Linked DNA regions of Mus musculus: region 1 is linked to region 2. Evidence: chromatin loops called from intact Hi-C (ENCODE). Cell type or tissue: left cerebral cortex. All regions are shown on one strand. Each heading gives the region's core, and the rest is flanking DNA. Links, peaks and the distances in the headings are about the cores only.

Region 1 (2,905 bases), core at 258-2,757, 89 kb before region 2:
AAGAGCACTGACTGCTCTCCCAAAAGTCCTGAGTTCAAATCCAGCAACCACATGGTGGATCACAACCATCCATAATGAAATCTGACACCCTTTTCTGGAGTATCTGAAGACAGCTACAGTGCAGTTACATATAATAAACAAATAAATAAATAAATCTAGGAAGGAAGGGAGGGAGGGAGGGAGAAGAAGGGGGAAGAAGGGGGAAGGGAAGAAAAGGAAGAAAGAAAAGGAAGGAAGGAAGGAAGGAAGGAGGGAGGGAGGGAGGGAGGGAGGGAGGGAGGGAGGGAGGGAAGGAGGGAGAGAGGGAGAGAGGGAGAGAGAGCGAGAGAAAGAGAGAAAGAGAGAGGGGGGGGAGGGTGAAGTGAAGTACAGTAACAGAAGACTGCCCACAATCCATCACTTGAGCTAAGAGATAAGGACAATTCTGCCTGAGAACAAATAGACCAGACTTAGGGCAGACCTTTGCAACCACAAGGACATGAACATGTGGAAGAAAACTCATTCCAACCAGATAGGAAGGCTAGCAAGAATGCAGGCCATCACACAGGCAAAAAATAAGACGTAGCCCCTCCTCCTCAGACACAGCCTCACTATGTCTCCAGCACACACTACTTAAACTCAGAGCCCTCCGTCAGCCTCCCAGCTGCTGGGATTGCAGAACTGTAGCTTTTCTTTCGGAACACTAGAGAGCAGAACAATAATTAGCAACAGTCAACAAGCAGAAGCAATCCCTGCCCCCACCTCCCTAGATGAGCAAGCTCTAAGTATACACTGCAGTACAATGACAAATTGCGCAGCCTTGGAAGGAGGTATGGCTGCAATGCAGACAAGCCTTGAGAATGTAAGGTTTGACTCAGCCAGAAAACATGAACTTTTCATAGTGCAGGCATGAAAAGATCAGAGAAGACTGGATATGAGTCCAGGAGTGCCTGCCAAGGGATGCGGACTCTTGGTTTTCCTTTGAAGTGACCAGAATGTTCTAAAGTTAATCACTGTGGCTACAAGACAGGATGTTAACAAACACCAGTTGACACAAATCCAATGGGGACATAAGGTTGGTACTGAATTACAGTTCAATAAAGCTTTTTTTCTTAAACTCCCAGTAATCTACCTGCCTTCGCCTCAAGTGCTGTGATTAGAGGTTGTAATCCTGGCATCTTAATATGACATCTATTAAAAACCACTATGATATGCAAGGCATAGTGGAATATGTCTTTAATCCTACCACTTTGAAGGTGGTTTGTTTCATTTTGTTTTGTTTTAATTTAAGGTCCACCTGATCTACAGGGGAAGTTCCAAGCCATCCAAGACTACAAAGTGAGACCCTTCCTCAACCTCCAGCAGTCCTGTCCCCTACTGGGGAGGAAAAAACTTCAAGGAGCCACTGGTAATACCCTAATGCTGCCATGGAAATGAGTCCCAATCCCCTAACAAGAGACCAAACGTGAGACCTGCCCTGCGGCCAGCCACTTTGTGTCCTTAGACAGATGTTTCTTCTCTGACATTCAAGGATTCAAGAGTTTCCCCACTTGGCCACTTGGTGGCTTGGTGGTTAAGAGTACTTGCTGATCTTGCCGAGGCCCAGGATTTGATTCTCAGCACCTACACGTCAGCTCACAACTGTCTATGACCAGAGGATCTGACTCCCTCTGGTCTCCGCAGGCAACTGCACAGTCTATTCATATTCACACACACATACATACACTTAAAACAAAAAATAAGTAGGAAGAGTTCCCTACTAAATTTAGAATGAAATTCAAACCGACTCCTTCAAGGCCCTACTGGGTGAGCCCCTCACTGTCTCACTTCCTATCTCCTACCCTGATTCAGTAGCTACCACTGTAGCCTCCTGTTCATTTCTTAAAACAAGCTGGTCCTGAAGCCTTTGCGTGTGCCTACAGCGTCTCTGGGTTGCCTCCTCCCCATGCCTAGCATCTCCTTAGGCTCCCAATGCCTATGCTGAATCCGTGGTCTGATGAATCCTTCTGCTTCTACATTTTAAGGTCAACCCGGGGGGGAGGGGGTGTCATGTTATTTTGTCACCAAACCTAAACTGTGTGTTTCCCCTTATAAATGCCATATAAAGACCTCACCCCCAGAGACTATTACAATGTCTGAGACGGGATCTTCAGAAAGATTACTAAACCCAAGATGCGTCACACTTCAGCCAGGCAGCACAACTCCCACTTCACTCCTTTCTCCACAAAAACGTGGCTGTGAGCCAGGCATGGTGGTGCATGCCTATAATCCCAGCTCTGGCAGGAAGATCGGATGGATGGAGAAGTGAGAGATGTGAAGATAAACAGAGAGGCCTGAGCACAGCACAGCCCACACTCTATAGCCAACTCCCAGGCTCAAAGCTCTGACATAGGAATTGCTTTCAATAGAGGGTATACAATATGGGCTAAGGAAGCATAAGTACTTCATATACAGTAGGTGTTCCATACATGCTCACATGGCCAGGTGAGTGGCCAGCAAACAGCTTTTTCTTAGTGACACCAAGCTCACAGGCCAGTCTTGAGACTGTAGGCTGCTATTTGCAGGATCTCCATTCATTGACTTTGATGAGAGTTTTACTTCTGGGAAACTGTACAATGGGAGTGGCCCTGTAGCTCCATCTGAGGGCCATCTACCTGAGATCTGTCTGGGGACATGTGGGAAAACAGACAGGTCCCAGAGAGGTAATAGCTAGGTGGGAAGCTGTCAAACAAGTTTCAGACATTTTACAATAGCTGTAACTAAAGCAGGATGCCCAGATCAAAGGGGCATCCCTGTGGGCTGCAAAGCAGACGCTGGCTGGCATCATCTCCGTGCATGTCAACTGAAGCTACTGCTCCCAAGACACAGGTAACCAGAGGGTCCTCTGAGAAAGCCTGTGTGACTAATAGAATAAGAGGCTACCTGA
Region 2 (2,905 bases), core at 180-2,679:
GCGCAACAATAGGATACATCCAGATGTGAACTGGTGAGAGGCTTGAGGACCTCAGAACCCACACTGTGGAAAGAGAGTTCCACACAAGTCTGATGTGCGCATGTGCCATGGTATGCATACACTCAAACATACACACACACACAATATATGTATGTGTGTGTTATATATATGCAAAAATAAAATATGCAAACTGGTAGAAAATCTAATGTCTACTTCCCCTCCACCATAAGAGAAAAAAGAAATTCAGGAAATACTCCAGCACCCATGTTAGTGACCCAGATCCCCCTGAGTTCTTGCAAAATAACCTCGTTGTCTCTACACTTGGCACAAGGGTAGAGGACACACAGTGTTCCTGTGTGGCAAACAGGCACCTATCTCTTGCAGACTCCCGAATGTAAATCACAAGCTCTGTTTCCAGCTCTGGAGAAACCTCCAACCTCTTGGCTTTAAAATGAACCATTTATCCAAGTATGGTAAGTTTCTCAACCAAAATTGGCACCCTCCTCACCCAAAAGTCTCCCAGGGGGCCTTCAGGGGTCATCATTCCTAATGCAGTCTATCACGGAGGTACCACAAAACAGAACAAATACTTGTGGGCGCTAACCATCAGCTGCTAAGAAACAGGGATGTTTTTCTTGTTTCTCAAACAAAAAGAAAAGTCATTGTGTCCAGGGTTTCCTATTGTAGTCACTAATAATCAGGACAATGTGATGCAGGAGTGTTCTGGAATAACAGGCAAATCGCATTACAGGAACAGCATTACAGGAACACGAAATACACAAGCACTGGAGATTAGAGCAGTCAGCCAGGGAACCCAGCCTAGGATCATTTCACAAGAAAGCTACCTGGAGAGGGCCTGAAGTCCCCGGGACATCCCCAGAGCAGCGGAGTCTCTCTGACTCAGAGTAGAAGGCACTCTCCTGGTTACAGAGTCCAGGGCATTTTCCACTGCACCCCAAACCTACAAAAAGAGACAGAAAGGCCCTTCTCCCCTCTCTTGGCTTTTCCTTATTTCCTTAAAGTTCCCTGATAGCATTTAGGCAGAAAGGAGAGAGGATGAGAAAAAAAAACATGAAGCCAGAGTAAACGAGAGGTAAAACAAACAGTGGGGAACCCCAACACAAGCGATGGGAAGTCCCTTTCTAGAGTCTGGGCTCCTGCACGGTGCTCTATGATAGTGTGTGCGCGGTAAACGGAGATCCTACCCCCACAAAACACAGAAAATCCCCAATTTGCTGCCTCCAGATCTGGCGTCCCTTCCCGATGGCAGAACCCCAAAGCACAGAGGCACCTCCCCGCACACACCCAGCTCTCCCGGAACCCGGTCCCCAGAGTAAGAGAGCGGCGGCTACGCCGGGGCCCGGGTGGCGAATCCCCGCGTAAGCAGAGCAGGGCTCCGGCTAGGGGAGCAGCTGGGTCCGCGCGTCCCAGCGTCCCCCCACGTCCTCCGAGTCCCCGGTCGCCCCCGCGCCGTCCCCCGCGGCCCACCACCTTACCCAGAGTGGATCGGAGCCATCAGCGCTGCAGAAGCTGCGCAGCGCCATGCGGGCGGCCGGCTGAGCGAGGAGGCGCAGCGCCGCGCGGTTGGCCCGCGTCACCGGGATGCAGCCCCGCCCCACCCCGCCCCGCCCCGCGCGTGGGAGCGAGCACGGCCACGAGTTGCCCTGGCCTGGGCCTGCAGGCCTCGTCTGCAGCTCCCACTCACTGGCGGCTCCTAAAGCCGACACGGCCCGGAAGAACCCCGCACTGGGCCCTCCACACCTGGGCTTCATCCCAGGTGACCCTAACTGTACCGCTGGCCCCCCGCTGCGGGAGAACGCTCGGTGCTTGCGTGATTTTAGGGCTTTTTCCTTCAGTTGCACCTGGAGGGATATGGATGTGAGCTCCCAAGAAAGGAAAGAGAACAGATAAGGAAACTGAGGCTCAGAAAGGTGAGGAAATTCGCTCAGAGTCCCTCAACGAGTAGAAGTGTAGTTCGTTTGAATCAGGAGCCCTATGAATCCATTCTAAACACTGAGATCTCCATCCTGAACACCAGTTTGCCACCCCTCCTCCATGGTCTGCAAAGCACCCTGGGAATTTCTCCCATTCTGAGTGCAGCCAGGAAATAACTCATTTCCTTATTACTTGGTATGAGGAATTTGGGGACAGGGTTTCATATAATAACTAAATCTGGCCTCTAAAGCACTATGTAGTAGAGGATGAATGACCCTGAACTTGTGAGCCCCTCTGCCTCCATTTTTTTTTTTTTTTTTTTTAAGACAGACTGAAGTTTCTCTATGAAGCCCCTGGCTGTCCTGGAACTCAATTTGTAAACCAGGCTGGCCTCGAACTCAGAGATCTGCCTGCCTCTGTCTCCCAAGCTCTGGGATTAAAGGTGTGCATCACCTTTCCTCCACTTCTTATTACCCCAGCCACCTGGGGCGCTGACAACAAAACCCAGGCTTCCTCCTAGGTTTTGTTGTCAGCAGGAACCACTCCACCAGCTGAGCTATGTATACCCCTGAAAAAATATTTTAATTTAAAAAGTAATAAAGAAAATGAGTAAGATAAACAATTTTTGAAGGTCAACCACAAGTCAGGTCCCCCTCAGTATGAATAAGAGTTTGGTGGTGGTGGTGGTGGTGGTGGTGGTGGTGGTGGAGGTGGTGGTTGTAGTAACAGCATTTACTTCTATGTGTGTATGTGTGTGGGTGTGTATATAAACTTGTGCTTGTGGAGGTCAGGACAGCCTGGGAGAGTTGTTTTTTGTGGAACTTTGTGGATTCCAGGGAGCTAACTCAAGTCATCAGGCTTGGCAGGAAGTTTCTTTACCTCTGTGAATAAGTTTTTTAAAGATAATTACTTTCAGGTAACAATTCTCAATGCACTGTTACCCATATTTATTGAGCATCTGCTGTATAGC

What was found. Hi-C counts contacts between places; a loop is a spot of excess contacts. Peaks named below come from ENCODE experiments on the same cell type or tissue, not always from the same donor. Only the 100,000 strongest peaks of a DNase experiment are listed, where the experiment ranks them.
Region 1: a loop joins it to region 2, with 4 times the contacts of the local background. A loop is called at or near these places in 2 of 42 quality-filtered maps.

The regions. Positions count from the first base shown.
Region 1 is chr16:14,449,392-14,452,296 of GRCm38, reverse strand. All of the region lies in intron 19 of Abcc1 (ATP-binding cassette, sub-family C (CFTR/MRP), member 1), which reads right to left. Among named protein-coding and RNA genes, the nearest start is that of Abcc1, 89 kb to the right of the region's middle. In left cerebral cortex, for the core only: a CTCF peak has its summit at 1,521; DNase peaks (open chromatin) are centred at 725, 1,941 and 2,231.
Region 2 is chr16:14,360,235-14,363,139 of GRCm38, reverse strand. Abcc1 (ATP-binding cassette, sub-family C (CFTR/MRP), member 1) reads right to left here and starts at 1,582. Exons shown (of 31, transcript NM_008576.3): 1 at 1,497-1,582. The coding sequence starts at 1,544. In left cerebral cortex, for the core only: a CTCF peak has its summit at 1,550; DNase peaks (open chromatin) are centred at 912, 1,438 and 2,030; H3K4me3 peaks cover 1,787 bases; H3K27ac peaks cover 1,420 bases.